Regions from separate parts of the Homo sapiens genome. Here regions 1, 2 and 4 are each linked to region 3. A link is a loop called in an ENCODE intact Hi-C map of the cell type or tissue named here. Cell type or tissue: HepG2. All regions are shown on one strand. Region 1 holds the start of UGT2B10 (UDP glucuronosyltransferase family 2 member B10). Region 2 overlaps UGT2B15 (UDP glucuronosyltransferase family 2 member B15). Region 3 overlaps TMPRSS11E (transmembrane serine protease 11E). Region 4 holds the start of LOC105377265 (a long non-coding RNA gene).

What was found. Hi-C counts contacts between places; a loop is a spot of excess contacts. Peaks named below come from ENCODE experiments on the same cell type or tissue, not always from the same donor. Only the 100,000 strongest peaks of a DNase experiment are listed, where the experiment ranks them.
Region 1: it touches region 3 in a loop (8-fold over the local background); 2 of 110 quality-filtered maps call a loop at or near these places.
Region 2: a loop joins it to region 3, with 7 times the contacts of the local background. A loop is called at or near these places in 5 of 110 quality-filtered maps.
Region 4: a loop joins it to region 3, with 5 times the contacts of the local background. A loop is called at or near these places in 2 of 110 quality-filtered maps.

What each region holds. Positions count from the first base shown.
Region 1 is chr4:68,814,300-68,816,799 of GRCh38, forward strand. UGT2B10 (UDP glucuronosyltransferase family 2 member B10) reads left to right here and starts at 1,695. Exons shown (of 6, transcript NM_001075.6): 1 at 1,695-2,438. The coding sequence starts at 1,721. It also overlaps the pseudogene LOC100422189. In HepG2, no CTCF peak of the experiment used is centred here; DNase peaks (open chromatin) are centred at 1,481, 1,762 and 2,175; H3K4me3 peaks cover 739 bases.
Region 2 is chr4:68,655,685-68,658,184 of GRCh38, forward strand. All of the region lies in intron 3 of UGT2B15 (UDP glucuronosyltransferase family 2 member B15), which reads right to left. Among named protein-coding and RNA genes, the nearest start is that of UGT2B15, 14 kb to the right of the region's middle. In HepG2, no CTCF peak of the experiment used is centred here; DNase peaks (open chromatin) are centred at 627 and 1,117; H3K4me3 peaks cover 754 bases.
Region 3 is chr4:68,497,110-68,499,609 of GRCh38, forward strand. TMPRSS11E (transmembrane serine protease 11E) reads left to right here. Exons shown (of 10, transcript NM_014058.4): 10 at 1-495. Among named protein-coding and RNA genes, the nearest start is that of TMPRSS11E, 51 kb to the left of the region's middle. In HepG2, a CTCF peak has its summit at 1,495 (motif pointing right); a DNase peak (open chromatin) is centred at 1,502.
Region 4 is chr4:69,059,311-69,061,810 of GRCh38, forward strand. It overlaps LOC105377265 (a long non-coding RNA gene), which reads right to left and starts at 1,945. Exons shown (of 5, transcript XR_001741714.2): 1 at 1-1,945. It also overlaps a transcript of UGT2B7 not described here. In HepG2, a CTCF peak has its summit at 1,480; no DNase peak of the experiment used is centred here.

The DNA.
Region 1 (2,500 bases), 320 kb after region 3:
CATTTTGGCATATGATTCAAAGATACAAAAAACACATATTATGAATGTTCTGATACTGTTCAAAAGCTCTGTGAGTATGCTGTTTTGAACAAGAAACTTATAAGGAACAACAAGATTCCAGAATTTATGTCATTCTTGCAGATGTCATTTCTCATTAGTGAGCTGCTATCTGAACAGCTTAATCTGTTAAACATTTGTTATACATTTGGTCTACTATCATCCATTTACAACTGGCAGTATGTACCAAGAACTCTGTGGAGGACTTTCATTACCTCCTTCTGATGTAGCTGTTGTCATGTCAGAACTTAGTACCAAAATACATTTACAGAAAGATGAAAAATCTTTTGCATTTTCTTCATTTTAACTTTGCATTTGATAATTTTAACAAAAAGAAGTGTGATCAGTTTTACAGTGAAGTATTAGGTAAGTTAGTGGTTAATTTATTCCCTTTTCCCTCCAATATGTGGAAGGAAACTTTCCTTTCTTTGTGTCTGTTAGAGTGTGTTAATGAATTAAAATAGAAAATAACCTTTTTTGTTATTTGAAAGATGAGGTTTGGCAAGTTGGTGGAGACACTGAAACTCTCATACATTGTTGGTGAGAATAGAAAATTATTCACCCACTGTGAAAAAGTCTAGCAATTCCTCAAAAGTTTACACATATATTTACCACATAATTCAATAATTGCCTTTCTAGGCATATACCCAAGAAAAATAAAAACATGTCTACAGAAAGCATGTACATCAATGTTAATCAACGCTATTCATAATGGCCAAAAGTGGAAGAAAAACAATGTCCGTACACTGATAAATGAATGAATAAATAAATTGTGTTTATAAGTAGCATCTGATACTATTTGGCAATAAAAATGTGAACGCTATTTATAATGGCCAAAAGTGGAAGAAAATCAATGTCCATCCACTGAAAAATGAATAAATAATTTCTGCTTATAAGTAGCATCTGATAAAAAGCAATAAAAATGAAATCCTTATATACACTATTCTATGGATGGTCCTTTAAAAACATTAAACTAAATAAAAGTAGCCAGCCACAAAAGACCACATATTATATAGTTTCATTTATTTTTAAAAAGATCCTGAATAGGCATATTTGTAGAGGCAGAAATTAGATTACTGGTTGCCCAGTACAGTGTGGGTGCAGAAATTCAGGTGGGGAGATGACAGTTAATATACAGGATTTTTTTTTTTTTTAGATAAAACTGATTGCTATGTTGGATGCACAAGTCTGTGAATTTACTAGGAAATATTTAATTTTAAATAATCATTCATGAATCATATGGTATGTGAATTATACTTCAACAAAGTTTTACAAAATATTCCTTGAACCAAGATATTCAAAAATTCTATTTGCATTGTATAATTACTTCATCTCTCATTCTGTGTCAAGGGGCCTGCAGGACTCTCTCACTTGCCACTGTTCTTGACACTATTATAAAATACATTATATAAAACACGATATTTGCAAGGTCATTAAACTTAGGTGGATGACACCAAATATAAACATAAAAGAAACATCAAACATCCTTGAGTAAATATGAAGTAATCGAACTTTGTCTCCTTGCCATCCATGTACTCAGGATGCTCATATAATGTATTTACTTTGAATTGAAGGAGTTATGTTTTAACTTGATTGATTTATCTCTGTATATAAGTATGAGAAAGAAACAGTGACTGGAAAAGAATTATCACATTGCACAAGGATGGCTCTGAAATGGACTACAGTTCTGCTGATACAACTCAGTTTTTACTTTAGCTCTGGGAGTTGTGGAAAGGTGCTGGTATGGGCCGCAGAATACAGCCTTTGGATGAATATGAAGACAATCCTGAAAGAACTTGTTCAGAGAGGTCATGAGGTGACTGTACTGGCATCTTCAGCTTCCATTCTTTTTGATCCCAACGACTCATCCACTCTTAAACTTGAAGTTTATCCTACATCTTTAACTAAAACTGAATTTGAGAATATCATCATGCAATTGGTTAAGAGATTGTCAGAAATTCAAAAAGATACATTTTGGTTACCTTTTTCACAAGAACAAGAAATCCTGTGGGCAATTAATGACATAATTAGAAACTTCTGTAAAGATGTAGTTTCAAATAAGAAACTTATGAAAAAACTACAAGAGTCAAGATTTGACATCGTTTTTGCAGATGCTTATTTACCCTGTGGTGAGCTGCTGGCTGAGCTATTTAACATACCCTTTGTGTACAGTCACAGCTTCAGTCCTGGCTACTCATTTGAAAGGCACAGTGGAGGATTTATTTTCCCTCCTTCCTACGTACCTGTTGTTATGTCAAAATTAAGTGATCAAATGACTTTCATGGAGAGGGTAAAAAATATGCTCTATGTGCTTTATTTTGACTTTTGGTTCCAAATATTTAATATGAAGAAGTGGGATCAGTTTTACAGTGAAGTTTTAGGTAAGATTTTTTTCAATTAGTAACATGAAGCTCTAACTTATTTGTGTCTTTGAAGCACAACT
Region 2 (2,500 bases), 160 kb after region 3:
AGCTGTCTCCCATTTCTGGACCGAACAAATGTTCATCTTATATATGTTGATTGATGTCTCATGTATCCCTAAAATGTATAAAACCAAACTGTCCCCCCACCACCTTGGACACATGTCATCAGGACCTCCTGAGGCTGTGTCATGGGTGCACATTTTCAACCTTGGCAAAATAAACTTTCTAAATTATCTGAGAACTGTCTCATATATTCAGGGTTCATATTTTGGTAACCATGAAGAGATTCTGAGTGGAGGTTCCCTGACCTTTGATAAATGTCCTATCAGTGCTTGGTACCAGCATGAGCTAAATTTATGGCTCAAACAAAGAAGACAATTGGCTGAGGTCTGGGAGCAACCCCTCCAGAGAATCTCTGATACCCCAAAATTCAGACAAGATCTGAAGTTTATTTTGCTGTACAACTCCTTTTTGTTTTTTTTGGAGTTTTACTTGCTTCCTACAAGAAAGGCAAGATTTCCTGTTTCCATGACAATGGAAGGCAGGTAACTCTATGGAGTTTGAGCTCGCTCCCAGGAGGGAGGATGAATTTGAGGTTTCTTTCCTGATTCTAGGATGGCAGAGGGCAGTTTTGGCCTGAAACCCATCCGTAGGTAAACAGCTGAATTGCGGTTTTGTCTTGGTTAATGTTTAACAACTAGCTGGACTTAATTTCTCCTTACCATTACAGTGCTTAGTGATCACATTTCTGGGATTTTTTTTTTTTTTTGTACATTCCAGTATTTCTCCCATCAGATTTGATGAACTTTACCTGACTTGATCAAATCTGAGTGAGAATTCCAAATTGTGGGTAACAAAGCCTGTCTAATTTGGCTAAAATTCTTTGCAGACGCAAAAGAGAAAACAAAACAAAACAAAACAAAACCTAAAAACCATGCTCTTGGTTTCTGTGTTTGCTTCCTGTCTTTAAAAAAACAAATGTTCTTTTGTTTACTTTTCCTCCACCCTATACCTCCTTTTGCCTTTTGCCATTTGCAGTATGAAAAATCTAGAGAAGGCTTCTAATGACTTGAACTCTTTTAAAGAATTCAGAACAAAGGCACCACTCACCCCTTTAGGGGTGTCTGTTTTCTTTGTGGAGTTCCAAGAGTTGTGGGCAGATTTTTTTCTCAGTCCAAAGCTCTGTTTTCCTATGTTGAATGACCTGATCTCTTTGGCTTTGAGATTACCACAGATTACCTTGTACTGTGAGAGGATTTTACCTTGGCATGTGTAATGGCAGACGAGTTACAAAGTAGGGGGTGGCTGAGTACAGTTTACTGGAAGTAGTATTGACTGTTGCTATTTTTTTCCTCCTAGGAAGTTGTTGTTTAAGAATCCTAATTCTAGTTTGGAGATGTGTTGTAAAGGGTCTCCTCTATTGTTTTTATTCCCCAAATTAATCTCATTTGGCTTGTCTGTGTGGATTTGTGTGAGAAACTGAACTGTGGTTTACATAGGAAAATGAGAGACTGAGTTTTCTCAGCTCCAAAGTGAAAGGGCATCTGCTCCTCCCAGGCAAAAGGCACCCCTAAGCAACTGGGGGCCTTGTGGGAGTGTCTTGGGGTTGACCCCCTGTGACATGGAGTGGCCCTGCAGGGAAATCCCCAATAAAAATTAACTTTTAAAAAAAGGCTAGTCCAGGAAACACATATGAGGGCAGATCACCCAGCATTTTGAGCCCTCTCAGAGGTCATACACCTCTGGAGAGAGAAACTGAGACATGTAAGAGGGTGGAAACAACTCAGTGGTGACACACTGTGGAGTACTGCCCACAAGCAGCACACATTGATTCACCACACATAAACCCTAGGCCACAGCTCAGTTCCTCCTTTTAGGAAAAAAAGTGGGAAACAAATAATCTAAGAATGATGAGAAAACAAGAAGAATGACCCCCTGATATCACTTGGTAGGTTTTATGACACCTCTACTTGGCAGAGTTTATGTAAAATGAAGGTAATACGGTCTTTGTGCACATATACATTAAGAACCCTAGGTTGTCCTGCAAGCTATAGAGTTCCTAAGTTCTCTCTTTTTAAAAAAAATTCTTTTCTTCTTGCTTTAAATTTGCTTTTATTTTTCTATTAAGATAAAAACCACACTATGGATTCAACAGGTTTTTGTCTGCAAGCTGGTCAATTTTTTTTATCTCATGGCTAAAGTTCTGAAGTAAAAGCCATAGAATCTTTTGTGTGTGTGTACATGTGTTTGCATATATTTAAAAGGCCATTATAATTTCTATAATTTTATGTTTAATAGGCAATTGAATCCATTTTATTTTCCTTCCAGCACACCAAATTTTTTGTCTCTGTACCTTATGATGTAAATTTTGCTATTTAATTTTCACTTGGTTTCTTTTAATATGCAAATGTAAGACTATTTAGCTTACAACTGCCTATGGTGATCAAGTATTCATACAGATTACCTATTGAAACAGGTTATCAAGAATTTGGAAGTCTAATATGGCAAAATGTAGTTTTCATAAATCTATAAGATGTACTTCTATTG
Region 3 (2,500 bases):
TGACTTGTTGACATAAATTTGTAATGCATATATACAATTTGAAGCACTCCTTTTCTTCAGTTCCTCAGCTCCTCTCATTTCAGCAAATATCCATTTTCAAGGTGCAGAACAAGGAGTGAAAGAAAATATAAGAAGAAAAAAATCCCCTACATTTTATTGGCACAGAAAAGTATTAGGTGTTTTTCTTAGTGGAATATTAGAAATGATCATATTCATTATGAAAGGTCAAGCAAAGACAGCAGAATACCAATCACTTCATCATTTAGGAAGTATGGGAACTAAGTTAAGGAAATCCAGAAAGAAGCCAAGATATATCCTTATTTTCATTTCCAAACAACTACTATGATAAATGTGAAGAAGATTCTGTTTTTTTGTGACCTATAATAATTATACAAACTTCATGCAATGTACTTGTTCTAAGCAAATTAAAGCAAATATTTATTTAACATTGTTACTGAGGATGTCAACATATAACAATAAAATATAAATCACCCATTTGCTTGACATTATGATATGATAATCCACAAAGAAGGGGAAGATGGGAAAAATGTTACTAGTCAATTTATTGTAAATTTTTTTAAAATTTGAGGCTAGGATGAAAATTAATTTAATAACAATCAGCATGCTTATGTACTAAAATAATTGTGTTGTGGAATGGGAGGGAACGAAGAGTTCAAACAATTGACTGGAAAGGTTTTATTCATCTAAGACTTTCCCAAACAGCAAATCCTTGAAGGGAATGAGATCCAGGTGTTAGTGTACAGTCTAGTCATGCAACTGAACTGGGGCTCAGACCTCTATTTTGAGATGATTGTAGATATTTTTCTTCCCCTGCTGCTGTGTTTACAGTTCATACATGGTTAATGGTCCTGTTAGACTCCTCTTCGCTGAGATGGAAAGATACCATAGAGAAAATATCCTGGAAGCTGCCTCACTGCTGCATCTAGTGTGACACTGAATGGCTAACTGCCTGGATAACAAAACTGAAGAGTAAAAGCATGATATTGGCCACCTTCATGATTTTTAGTTTTGGTAAATTATTACTGAGCTGTTAGAGACACAGCTTTCAAGTAATCCAGACCGTAATGAAGTTAGGACTGGTACCATGATGTACGGCATGTTAATGGTGAGATTTCACCAAGTCTGTCCTCATTGCATATAGCTACTCATATAAGTTCTATATTGTACAATAATTACCCTGAAAACCAGTATTGCCACGAAAAATTTAAGTTTATTGATCTGAATAACACTGGAGTATGAACTGATAACATTTAGGCACTTGGCAAAAATATGAAAACTGACATGAATTGATAGTGCTAAATATTTTGCATAAGCTATTTTTGTTTCATTTAGCAAAATGCTCTGGGAAAAAACAAAATTGAGGAAAACCTTGAATTTTAAGCAAGGATATAAGTACCTTTAAAACTACTCTCAGTGTTCTGTTAAAAATGGATTCCTCTTGTTTCAGTGTATTCTGTAGTTGGGCCTCTAGGTGGCACCCACAAGCTGTAGGAAGCTATGGGGAAGCCTGACATCAAGAAGGATGTCTAGATCTGTAAGTAATAATGAGAACTGTACCTGAAATTAGAGTCTCGTGAAACCAAAAGAATACAGTTTTTCTTTGCAAATGGCGTTTAAAAATTAATTCGTGTTGATTTACATCATTATTCGTATTTTTCAAATTTCTGGACATTTGATTCCAAACTAAAATAAAATTTATGTTGCATGATTTGAGGAACTCCCTCTGCAAAAGCACCTGGAGCAATTTAAATTAAGAAGAAATTTTAAAAGCTTAATTTTGCAATGACATCTTATTCCTAAGAGAAATACTTTTGATATTTCCTTCTACAAAGGATTTGAGAAATAGAAGTTTGGGTCAAAGTGAAAATATGAGCGATAGTTCAAACTTTATGTACATAGAGAAATAGGTAATACATTTCTAAAATGGTAACTTCTTTTGAAAAGTAATTACCAAAGGGTTTTATCTGCATGTCTGTGTTAACTGTTTCATTGGAGATAGTTAAGAAGATGTGACGATAATATTTATTACTTTTTTCAAGAGGGCAGGCAGTTCCTCTTCTATATCTTCGATCTCTCTTCCTACAGCACTAGTAAAGTACTCTGTATATAACAGTCCTTCAATAAATGTTGTTGAATGACTCTTTTATTTTTACATTATGCAGAAAACATAGCTTTATTATTATTTACACATTGATTTTTAAAAGTAATCCCAGATTTTACACTGAGTGAATTAAGCCGGTTACTATTTATCTAAGCCTATAATCTCACCCGTAAGATAGAGATGATATTTGCTCAAATGATTGTTGTGGAAATAAAACTGTGAATGTTTAAAAAGTGCTTAGCACAGTTCTTGGAACATTAGTAGGTGTTCAAGAGACCATAGTAATAATAACTGTTGCTATAATGAAACTACACTCTTGTTTTAAAAAATATGGTATTTGATTATAACAGGCTGAATACCTTTTTTTTTTGAAATGAC
Region 4 (2,500 bases), 560 kb after region 3:
GAGGTGTGTTATAGGAGGATGAGAAGTCCAACCTGAATTCTCATCCCAAATGGTTCTGTTCCTTTGCTGGGAAGAGACCTACTTCAAAAACTGCAGGTACAGATTACATTTGGGCCACAAGGGAATGTAACTTTAAATCTACCTCACCCGGAGGCTATGATGTTAACCCGTACTGTACCATAGGCTGAAGAATAGAGGCTATATGCAAAAAAGACTCTGGAACCAAGAGTAAATGAAATGCCTGGGTTGCTTACTAAAATTCCCAGAGTTTGGGCTGATAGTAACCCACCTGGACTGGCTGTAAGTCAGGCACCAGTGGTGGTAGAGTTAAAATCCAGTTCAGGTCCAACAGTACCTGCTACTCCCTGAGGCCATACTGGGTGTCCGCAAATATTTAGAGTCTTCATAAACATGGAATCATAGTCAAATGCCAGTCACCATGGAACACCCCTCTCTTGCCAGTGCGGAAGCCGTCTGGTGAATATAGACCAGTACAGAATTTGTGTGTGGAAAACTAGGCCACGGTGACCATCCACCCAGTGGTGCCAAACCCATATACTTTAATGGGACATATTCCAGCAAGTGCCACTTGATTTACAGTCCTAGATTTAAAGGATACATTTTTCCGTCTCTGGCTTGCACCAATTAATGAGCCTATTTTTGCTTTTCAATGGGGTAAATCACAGTACACTTGGACAAGACTCCCACAAGGATTTAAAAACTCTCCTACAATCTTTGAAGAGGCACAGGCCTCAGACCTTAAAGCATACACCCCACCAAACAGTGACTGTGTCTTGCTCCAGTACATTGATGATCTTCTTCTAGCAGCCCCGACCTGAGAGGACTGCTTCGAGGGGACCCAAGACCTCCTGCACTTGCTATGGAAGGCAGGATATAAAGTGTCAGGGAACAAGTCTCAAATCTGCTCTGAAAGTGACCAGTATTTAGGCTTCTATATAAGCCAAAGGAAAAGATGGCTTGGTAGTGAACAGAAGCAGACCATTTGTACACTTCCTACTCCAACCACCCGGTGACAAGAGAGTTCCTAGGGCCAGCAGGGTCCTGCTGCATCTGGATCCCAAATTTCTCGCTCATGGCTAAGCCATTATATGAAGCCACAAAGAGGGGAAAAAGGAGCTCCTCCTCTGGGAGGCTGACCAGGAGAAGGCCTTTAAGGAAATCAAAGAAGCCTTGACTCAGGCCCCAACTTTAGGACTGCCAGATCTAACTAAGCCTTTCTTTTTATATGTCCATGAGCAAAAGGGAATGGCCGTAAGAGTTCTAACTCAAGCCATAGGATTGTGGCATCACCCGGTGGCATACCTATCCAGGCAATTGAATTCTGTGGCACCTGGATGGAGTCTTTGTTTTAAGACACTAGCTATCACTGCTCGGCTGGCACAGGAAGCTAATAAGCTGACTTTAGGACAGCAAGTGACAATCCAGCTACTGCACTCAGTTATAACTTTGATGGACCAAAGGGGGCACCATTGGTTTTCGAATCCGAGAATAACTCAATACCAAGGGCTCCTATGTGATAATCCCTGTGTAACTTTAGAGACTGTGAGTACCCTAAACCCAGCTACCTTGCTCCCCATTGAATCAGTGCCAGGAAGCCCCCTTCATTGCTGAGTGGATGTGGTAGATGAAGTGTTCTCAAGCCAGAGAGATCTGACAGATCGGCCCCTCGGAGACCTGGACATTGAATATTTTACTGATGGGAGCAGCTTCATACTAGAGGGAGTCCACCAAACTGGGTATGCAGTGGTGACTTTGGACTCAGCAGTAGAGGCACAGTCTTTGTCTACAGGAACTGCCTCTCAGAAAGCAAAGCTGATAGGTCTTATAAGAGCTCTCTGGCTAGCAAAAGACCAGAAGGCAAATATTTACACAGACTCTAAATATGCTTTTGCCACTTTGCATGTTCATGGGGCTATTTACAAAGAAAAAAGACTCTTAACTCCTGGAGGTAAAGAAATAAAGTGTAATGAAGAAATTCTACGGCTCCTGGATGTGGTATGGGCCCCCAAACAGGTAGCAGTAATGCACTGTAGGCAAAAGGCAGGAACATTAGAGGCTAAAGGAAACAGAAAGGCAGACAAAGAGGCAAAGCAAGCTGCAATGGCAACTCCACCTTCTATTCTAAAGAAGAAGCCTTAGCTATGCCTCTCCTCCTGGAGATTCCCCTTCCAGGGACCCCAAGCTACACTCCAAATAAAAGGGCTTGATTTGCCCAGGAAAATGGGAATTACGTTGAAGGAAGATGGTGGAAATTCTCCAATGGGAGGCTAGCCATACCTGAAATCTTGGCCCCCAGATTTGCAAAACAGTTCCAAGGAACTCACATGAGAAAAACGGTGCTAGAGACATGATTAGGGTGTCATTTCTATGTGCAATGGCTCACCGCTATTACTTGAGCCATTTGTAAACAGCGTTTAACTTGTGCCCAAAACAACCCCTGAAAAGGGCCCACTCAGCCCCCGGGAATTCAGGAAAAAGG